2 separate regions of the Homo sapiens genome follow, and region 2 is linked to region 1. A link is a contact called in ENCODE Hi-C data. All regions are on one chromosome and are shown on one strand. The core of a region is the stretch at or near the end of the contact, and the rest is flanking DNA. Distances in the headings are between cores, read along the strand shown. Region 1 has its middle 680 kb from the start of QKI. Region 2 has its middle 170 kb from the start of QKI.

Region 1 (5,030 bases), core at 887-3,386:
TCAGGAAAACCAGGGAAGAAGGCATCCAAAGAATAAAAGAGTGGGCAACAGTGCAAAATGTTCTAGAGGGACCAAATAAGTGCAGGCCTGGAAAGGATCACTTGAAGGCCTTGGCTGTCATGGGTGATCTTGTCACAAAGGCAGATCCTGAGGGTCAGGTTCAGAGAGGCAGGAAGTTGGTAAACGGTAATAACTGGACCCAGAAAGCATAAATGACTCTTTTGAGAAGTGTTCCTTCTCAAAAGCAACACTTTTGAGAAGGGTAGCTGTATTAGTCTGTTCTCACGCTGCTAATAAAGACATACCCAAGACGGGGTAATTTATAAAGAAAAGAGGTTTAATTGACTCACAGTTTAGCCCAGCTGAGGAAGCCTCAGGAAACTTATGATCATGGTAGAAGGGGAAGCAAACACATCCTTCTTCACATGGTGGCAGGGAAGAGAAGAATGAGTGCCCAGCAAAGGGGGAAGCCCCTTATAAAACCATCAGCTCTTGTGAGATCTGACTCACTATCATGAGAACAGGATGGGGAAACTGCCCCCATATTTTAATTGTCTCCGCCTGGTCCCTCCCACGATATATGGGAATTACAGGAACTACAATTCAAGACGAGATTTGTGTGGGGAAACAGCCAAACCATATCAGTAGCCAAGCAATATCATATTAATTAGAGGGGATTTTGGAATCCAGGGAGGCTGGAGTTTCTGTTGTTGCGTTTTTTTTTTTTGTTTTTTTGTTTTTTTTTTTCACAGTCATGGAGGCTAGAACTGAAGAAATCAAGGTGTCAGCAGGGTTGTGAAGAAGGACTGGCTCCAGGCCCCTCTCTCTGGCTTGCAGATGACTGTCTTCAGGCTCACATAGCATTCTCCAACTTTCTCCTTTTTTTTTTTTTTTCTTGAGACGGAGTCTCGCTCTGTCACCCAGGCTAGAGTGCAGTGGTATGATCGTGGCTCACTGCAAGCTCTGCCTCTTGGGTTCATGCCATTCTCCTGCCTCAGCTTCCCGAGTAGCTGGGACTGCAGGCGCCCACCACCACGCCCGGCTAATTTTTTGTATTTTTAGCAGAGTCGGGGTTTCACCATGTTAGCCAGGATGGTCTCGATCTCCTGACCTCCTAATCCGCCCGCCTCAGCCTCCCAAAGTGCTGGGATTACAGGCATGAGCCACCGCGCCCGGCCTGTTGCTGCTGTTTTGTTTTCTTGTTTTAGATTTTAGAAAGTGGGCTGAAATCCTTCTGCAGGATGGTCAGCTCCAGAAGCCATGTGTTTTATCCACCAACACATCCTCATCAACCTCAGTGCCTGGCACAGAGCTGGTGGTCAATGAATATTTGTTGTGTGTGTGGATATGCAAATGAACACAAGCAAAGCAGGGCAGATGCATAGGAGAAAGGGGTCACTGATGAACGCTCTAGCATGGTGGGTCCTGGTCTGCTCTACTCTGAGTTGGTCCGTGCTGGTCAGTATGGAAACCTCCAGTTACGTTCTAGTCAAGGAGGCCCTGAGGGAATGTCTTCCAGCCCTGTATTCATTAGGCAGGCATTCACGAGGATGATCTTCAAATAACTGACACTTACTGTTCACTCACTAACACAAATTCCTGCAAGTTGGATTTTAGCTTCCTTTATAGATCTCTTGCTGTTTCATATCCTGCATAAACTTTTATTTTCTACTTTACTTGGATAATGTCCTATATCATTCTGCCCTACCTCTCTTTCTCTAATCAAACTGACATCTGGTCCCTTGTTCTCAATTACTTTACTGTAAAGAGAAAAGTCTCCATGGGCGACACTCCGGGAGTCTAGAAACCGTGGTGAGTTCCTTTGACTCACTCTTGCCCCCTTCTGCTGGTTTCTCTGTACCTGCAGGCCTCTGGGCTGGCCTTGTGCTGTTGCATGGTATGGTTAGGCTCTGAGGCTTTTATAAGCACAGGTTCTTCTAGAATTCAGCCTGTCACATATTTGCAGAGTCTCTGTTGATAGAATTGTAGGAAGGGAAACTTGGAAGTTTAGGCATCTATTTCCTATGGGCTTCTAAGCTCAGCTTTGGACCCCACGCTGGGCCTGATGGTTCCCCACTTTCAACTCTAGGAATCTCTTTCTGGCAGACTTCCTCACAACTCCTGCACACTTCCTGCTCCCTCAACAGGAAGCACTGCAAATGAGCTGTCCTCGCGTTCTTTCCGAGTTTCTGCTTCCCTCTAGAATAAGGAAATGCTATTACGCATAGCAGTTGGAAATTAAACAAAAGGAAATGAGCCTAACCAAACAATAATTATCCATCACATACTCACACACACCACACACGGGGAGGTGGGACTGGGGGTTGCAAACGCACACAGCTTTAATGATCATAAAATAGAACCAGGACTACTTGGACTAAAGTGAGTCCAACTTTTCCAGAAGGCAGTATGATGTAAGAATATAGGCTGTGTGTGAGTCATGCTTTGATAATTCAGCTGAGTGACTTTGGACAAGTTATTTGAACTTTCTGAGTCTCAGATGCCTCATATATTTAACGGAGATACCATATGCTCATTGAAGGGATTAAGTGAACGAACTCCTTAAAAGCTCAGCTCGGTGGCTGGCACATCAGCAAAATGCTTATCATTCAGAATAATAATTATTAATTACCCTACTTTGTCTATAGGAAATGGTGATGCTTTAAGTTTATAGAAAATTTATCCTGAGAATATAAAAGGTCATGCTATTTGAAGCAACACTATAGAGAAGACCATGAAGAACAGAATCTGTGTTGAGTTATTGATCTACACATTATACTGGGGAGTGCAATGGATCGTATCAATAACCGTTTGATTCAACTCAGCATATTTTCAGCAACTTCAAGTATACCATTCTGATAGAATTGAGGGCAAAGGTTTTCTCTCTCTCTAATTTATCCAAATATAAAAAACTCTGGGCTTTTTCCATGCAACACAAACACTGGGGTTTTAAATTACATTTTTCAACTCTGATCTAGATATTTGGCACTGTGTAGACAGAGCCTGGAAACTCCTCAAAGGAGTGCAAAACAAGACAAACAGCTTAGCACGAGGATGGATGTTGTGTTTGTCTAGCGCCTGTGACAATGACACTAATCCAAAGTCCACACCCAAGGGAATGTGCATCAACACACTTGAAAATGTAGCTGCGAGCTGCATCGGTCCTATGTGGAGCTGCTGAGCCAGGGGACATGCTGTAAGCGAGCTCAGCATGACAGGAACGGCAGTCACAAACCCTTATCTTCAGCCGAGTTCACACCCTTGAGAACACCGTGAGCAAGGACAGCTGATGTGAAGCAAGAAGGCTGACGTCACTGTTGAGTGTGGAGCACAAGATGTACATATAGAATAAAAATAACTACTTGCTGGCCTGTTTATTCATGCACCCAAAAGCCCTTCAGACTTGGTTGACATTTCATGCTAAATAACGGTAATGACGAATGGAAGTTCTGCCATTTTCCTGTCATTTTTGTTTTGTTCTTCCTCTTTCCCTCTCATTTCCCCTTCCCCATTTTTAAAGCTCTGAATAACAGCCAGACATAAAAAGCCAACTTGAGGCTCATCGGGGTGATCTGCGTCAGTCATCCCCCACCCCTGGACTGTGTGAACGCAGAGGCCGACTCTCTGAGTGAGGCTTCCAGGTGCTGCAAAACGCTCCATTCATAGGGACACTGAGTGTAAAAAGAAAGCTGCCCATGGGTAAAAGGAACACAAAACACAATGAGAGAGTGATCGTTCTCAGAGTGACACTGGGGCCTCTGCGGGAAAGCTAGGCAACACAGTGCAGATGAAAGAAAGGCAGAAAAAACATTTTGGCCAGAGCAGATGCGAAACCGTTAGAGTGAAAAGAACAGGCTCGCTCTTGACTCGCTGGGGCAGATCTCGCCGCAGGGCAGCAGGCGGTGCTGGTCCAGATACTCTGGGGAGTCTGCGCGGTGTGCCCGGAGCCCCTGGGCGAACACGGGGCACGTTGCTGAGAAGCAGTATTTTGTGTCTCTCATTCATTCCCAGTTAATCTCTTAAGTTTTCTTCAGCAACAGAACTTATTTGTAATGCCATGTGCTCTATTGTCTCTTGGGGATAAATAATTAATTTCTACTAGGCTACACCTTGGCTTTAAAATAATTCGTGAAAATCTCAAGGGAAGTCATCAATTTAGAGAGGAAATCAAAATTGGGAAACTTGATTAACCTTATTTCAGGGAGTGTGGGATCATATGAACAAACTGCATAATTTTTTGTAACTTTTGAAACTCTCTTTTTCTATATTCCTTCATTGCTATCTAAGCATGCTGCGTACATATTTTTATCTCTAATATACTTACATTTCTATGTGTGTATTAATTTCACAGATTTGATTCCTATGTTGTTGTCTATTATTTACATATGTATACATTCATACTCTAACTCAGTTTGGTAGACCTGAAAAATAAGCCCAGTATGCTTTAACTAGAACATGAGATGGTCAACAAACAAGTCCTATATTCATTCCAATTCCTTCCTTCTCCTGTGGTCCCAGACCCCCTTCACCCCCAGCCTGGACCACTGCAATGGCCTCCTACGGGCTCCTGCTCAGTCCACGTGCCCCCTGCTCCCTGGTCTCCACACACAGCTACAGTGGTGTTTAAAAAAATGTCACAAATCATGACATTCCCTTACTTTAAACCTCCAATGAAAGGAAACCTACGGATCAAAAGAGACTTATGCCAAATACCCACTAGTTGTAATATATGAACTTTATTAAGATCCTGATTCAAGCAAACTGAAGCAAAAATTATACACACATCAACCTTTAAACACTGACACAATATTGGATCATGTTAATTTGTTGTTCTTAAAATATTCTTCAATGTTCCCGCGTGATACATGCAGAATTATTTATGGGTGAAATGAAACCATATTTGGAGTTTGCATTAAAATCTGGGTGGGCTGGGGAGGACTGGGTGGGATGTGGATGAAAGAGGAGGTTCAGGAGTGGTTGATTGTGGGAGCTTGGCAATGCCTCTTGGTTACTTGTGGTACCATTCGATA
Region 2 (5,030 bases), core at 1,595-4,094, 510 kb before region 1:
TTTTCTTTTTTCTATTTTGAGACAGAGTCTCACTGCTGGTGCAATCTCGGCTCACTGCAACCTCCACCTCCCGAATTCAAGCAATTCTCCTGCCTCAGACCCCCAAATAGCTGGGATTACAGGCATGTGCCACCACGCCCAGCTAATTTTTTGTATTTTTAGTAGAGACAGGGTTTCACCATGTTGGCCAGGCTGGTCTCGAACTCCTGTCCTCAAGTGATCCACCCGCCTCGGCCTCCCAAAGTGCTGGAATTACAAGCATGAGCCACCACACCCCGGCAATGTTTTTTCTTATATATTTGTACCTATGATAAGCTTTCACTTTTTCACTTAAAGGCAGCACTTACAATTCTCTTTGTCCCGTCTGAATTGCAAGCATCACTGCTCTTGCGCTTTGGGTCCATTATAAGTAAAATAAGGATGACTTGAACACAGGAAGTTAATCTGATAACTAAGACGGCTGCCAAGTGACTGCTGGGGGCCGGGGAGGTGTCTACAGCAAGGATATGCTGGACAGAGGGATGACTCATGTCCCAGGCGGAAAGGCACAAGATTTCATCACACTACTCAGAATAGCTTGAAATTTAAAACTTAAGAAAGGTTTATTTCTGGAACTGTCCATTTAATATTTTTCTAACATAGTTGACCTTAGGTAACCGAAACTTCAGAAAGGGAAATGTGAATAAGGGGGCACTATTGTAATCTAGCTTTAACCACTTTTCAGTAATCAAGAGGTGCACAGTATAGATTGAATGTGCATCACTCAGCACAAGGCGTCTAGTGAGAAACTGCAATGATGATGTCGATGACTTTACTGCGTGTGCTCTCCTGGGAATGATGGTCTTGGTTATCACTCAGAAACACTAGCAAACGGGGAAGTGAGGATCTTTAAGAAAAGCTGATTCTCACAATTCCTCTGGGGAGGTTTGTACCATGACTTAGAATCCTATCTCCCTATATATGATGTTTGGTTTTCTCCTCTACCTAGGAAGGGGAGAAGTACTTGAAGTTATCTTCTTGAGTTCTCAATTCCTAAGTCATACTTGGTAGTGTGATTTTGGCCATCAGTGTATGATTTTAAGTATTAGGAATAAGGCCCCACCACCACCCCAACACACTTTTAAATAATAAGACGTTCAGGCCAGGCATGGTGGCTCACGCCTGTAATCCCAGGCACTTTGGGAGGCCTGGCCTCACTTGAGGCCAGGAGTTCGAGACTAGCCTGGCCAACATGGCGAAACCCCATCTCTACTAAAAATACAAAAACTAACAAGGCATGGTGGTGGACGCCTGTAATCCCAGCTACTTGGGAGGCTGAGGCAGGAGAATCGCCTGAACCCGGGAGGCGGAGGTTGCAGTGAGCCAAGATCACGCCACTACACTCCAGCCTGGGCAACAGAGCAAAATTCCGCCAAAAAAACACAAAACAAACGAACAAAAACCAGGAGCTTGCCGTCTAGGCAGCAGCCCACAGAGCAGTAGCTCCCACACTCCAAGCCCCAGACCTGCCTGGAAAGACCTGGGAATAGACCTTGAAGATCTGAGGGTTTACCCTAGTGTGAAACCCCGTTCTGTGCCTGGCCACAGTTATGTCTGGAGGCCAGTGTGGCCAAATAGTAACATTTTAACCACAGGGAGTACAGACAGAAAGGGAGGCTTTCCCTCTGTGCGCCCCCCGGCTGCCCTTTCTCCTGTCCAGCAGAACAGGTTTGAGCTTTTATCATTATTCCAAAAAAATTAATATTTTTGAAGAAGTAGGAAAGTACTTGTACTTGTGAAACACTCAGAATTTCCAATTAGAAAGGCACATATTTAAGGTGCTGCATAAATTTTCTCATGTATCCATATTTCTCTGTCAGCATAACGCAGGCTCTCTGGAATATGGCTGCTTTCTCACTCTGGAGATTTTAGACAGGTAACTTCAACCTGAAACCTCAGGTCTCTCATCTATAAAATGGGGATAAAGTACCTATGTCACAGGGCTCCTAAGAGGGTCAACTGAGCTAATTAACGTAAACCTCTTAGCACATTGCCTGGAACTGGTGTGTGTTCAGTGAGTATGTGTCATTATTTTCCTCTATTGTTTCCTGTTGCTAAATTAAGAATGTGTATTTAGTCAAGGCACGGTGGTTCACGCCTGTAATCCAGCACTTCGGGAGACTGAGGCGGGTGGATCACTTGAGGTCAGGAGTTTGAGACCAGCCTGGCCAACATGGTGAAACCCAGTCTCTACTAAAAATACAAAAATTAGCTAGGCATGGTGGCATGCACCAGGAATCCCAGCTACTGAGGAGGCTGAGGCAGGAGAATTGGTTGAACCCAGGAGGTGGAGGTTGCAATGGGCCAACATCGTGCCACTGCACTCCAGCCTGGATGACAGAGTGAGACACTGTCTTAAAAAAAAGGGGGGGCGTATTTAATCTACCTGGAGTCATTGGGAAGTGAGTCATTTCCTGTCCTCTTTATAGCCTTGAAGATTTCATATGTCTTCTTAAGAAACTCATGTACTTTGGGGTGCCCATGTTACATGGTGAGTAAGATATTTTACACATTTTTGTACGATTAAAATAATGTGTGTACTTTATAAATAAGCTGTAGTTTTCCAGCAAAATCTAGCTAAACTCCTACCACAAATGTAACAGGCATATAAAATTGTGATTACCTAAAAAGTCACTACTATGCAATGATATTTAAACCTTATATGTCCTCATATTAAATTCTGCTTTGTACATTGAACTGCAGTTTATGTGACCTGAATATTTATTTCAAAGATAAACAGTACCTACACATTGCTCCAAGGGTTAGATTAGGGTGTTTATTCCCAGGCATTTTTTTCTGTTGTATTCGGATGAGACACAGACACGTCAGACAATTTCATCAGTAATGAACAGGAAACACACCAGATGCCAGCCTCGTGCCAAAGACTCCAACTGATCACCAAGGAACATCTGCCAAAATGCTTTTTAAACTCTTGGAGCACAGCTGTGTCTGTGCGCCCTGCTCCCTCGGTTAAGCTTCCGCTGGCATGACCTGCAATGACCGGCGGGTCCTGATGTGCTTTTTCCCTGATGGTAAAACTTTTGAAAGTTTTTTCTTATGTCCCTGTGTCCCTGCGAAGCCCTTGAGTCAGGCCACCTGCAAGGGAAAACCTTGACCGATTCACAAGGACACATTCGTCGCTTTCTCAGGACGTGACTGGCGCCACCCTTATTCTCTACGGTCACACTGGTGTGCGGCCCACAGAGAGCCCTCTCTTGAGAAATGGGCACGATGACTTAGAAGGCTTGGCGGGCCACTCGTCCCTTTAAATTGAGGGCGCATGTAGAGTAAGCAATCTCATCTGAACGCCACCCGCTTGGCAGGCTTTTCCTCACCCCCTTATTGTAAGGCACCTTTTGCTTTACTATTTCCCCGGGGCGCAGGCCGGGATGCAGACAGAGGCTGGCTGTAGTCTTTGAAAGCACCATTGACTTGGTTTCGGGGGCGACCGCACACAGGGCACCAAGACCCTGTTGAAGGGATTAGGTCTTAGGTTGCCTTGTGCCCACAGTTTTGCTTTGCAAGGAGTCTAGCGCCTCTGAAGAATGTGACAGAAAATGTAGTACTAACAATAATACTCCCTGGAATTGCACATGGGCCTGCTTCTTTAACAGAAGAGAAAGGAGTAAGGATGAGGAGAGAGCCAAGGAGTAAGGGTGAACAGAAGACAAGAATTGAGATTTGGCCCCTGGGAGAGTCAGAGGAGAATTCAGTGAGAAGACTGGGAAGATGAATAGACCAAACAAACAATCCTCCTAACTGGGCAGCTGGAGGAAAATAAGGAGGAGGTAAAATTGCTGGTGTCAGTTTTTTTACACGTAAACTTACATTCTTGGGCTTTATATAGTATACTTTTTTAGTTGAACGAATGCTATAAATACGCATTTTTTTGTTTGAGTAGATTAGAATGCTTGTCACAAAGAGCCTTGTAATTGGCATTGTAGAAGCTTTCTGGGCTCCTGACTCTAAAAGAAGAATTGGCACAGGAGTGGAATTGCGGTGTGGAGGAGGGCTGCTTGTATGAACAGGAAACCATGGTGGAAGTTGTTCAGATGAATGACGTGCTGAGGTTGGAAATCCCATTTCTAAAATAATGGAGGTGTGATAGTCATGCCATAGGTCAGCTGACTAGAATAACAAAATTGAGTTGAGAATAAAGCTGAGAAAACTATTGAAAATCAGCCACGGAGTTGTGCTGGGCAACCTCATGTTTTACTCAGGATCTTAGGAAGTCTTTGCATGACCCAGGATTTAAAAGCATTCATGCAGTTAAAGGACTGCTTGTCGTGAAGAAACCTCAGGGACAAGAAAGGAATGAGCTTCAGTCTGAAGCCGGCATGAACGTAGGCTGGAAAAGAGATCACTACAGTCACAATTGCCAGGTGCGTCACCAGAGGCTGTTTCCATGTGACGTTCTTGCCACAATTTAGAATTAAATTTAATATCTTCTCCTCCCCTGTAGTGGGTGTGCCCTCAAAGCTCCAAAAATGGTTGAACCCAACAAGCCCAGCACTGAGCTGTCTCTCCATCTAGACTCCCTTCCCCTCAGCTATTTCCCCCCTCACCTTCCATTCGCTGGCCAAGGTGGAACCCTGGAAGTCAGCCTTGCCCCCGCATCCCAGCTGCCCTCCCTCTGCTCTGTTGAGAGGTGAGGCCAGCTGGACTTCCTGGGTTGAGTGGGGACTTGGGGAACTTTTCTGTCTTACAAGAGGATTGTAAAATGCACCAATCAGGAACTTTCCTGTCTTACAAGAGGATTGTAAAACGCACCAATCAGCATAAAACACACTAATTAGACTAAAACACACCAATCAGTGCTCTGTAAAACGCACCAATCAGCAGGATTCTAAAAGTAGCCAATCGCAGGGAGGATTGAAAGAAAGGGCACTCTGATAGGACAGAAACCAAACATGGGCGGGGACAATAAGGAAATAAAAGCTGGCCACCTCGACCGGCGGCAGTAAGCCGCTAGGGTTCTCTTCGAAAGCCTT

Evidence for each region. Hi-C counts contacts between places; a loop is a spot of excess contacts on that map. Pooled maps may share reads with other maps.
Region 2: a map of gastrocnemius medialis shows a loop between it and region 1 (4-fold over the local background). The contact joins two enhancer-like sites. A Hi-C loop is called at or near these places in 24 of 168 maps with a recorded cell type or tissue (MCF 10A, Right ventricle myocardium inferior, cardiac septum and 8 more) and 17 of 50 pooled maps.

Annotation. Positions count from the first base shown.
Region 1 is chr6:164,095,880-164,100,909 of GRCh38, forward strand. No RefSeq gene overlaps it. Among named protein-coding and RNA genes, the nearest start is that of QKI, 680 kb to the left of the region's middle. Within about 2 kb of position 2,137, at least 9 of the 41 ENCODE cell types and tissues checked have a DNase peak (open chromatin) inside an H3K27ac peak, as active enhancers do; they include gastrocnemius medialis and psoas muscle, where a contact is called at or near this core.
Region 2 is chr6:163,585,512-163,590,541 of GRCh38, forward strand. No RefSeq gene overlaps it. Among named protein-coding and RNA genes, the nearest start is that of QKI, 170 kb to the left of the region's middle. RefSeq lists an enhancer at 1,921-3,120. Within about 2 kb of position 2,845, at least 5 of the 41 ENCODE cell types and tissues checked have a DNase peak (open chromatin) inside an H3K27ac peak, as active enhancers do; they include gastrocnemius medialis and psoas muscle, where a contact is called at or near this core.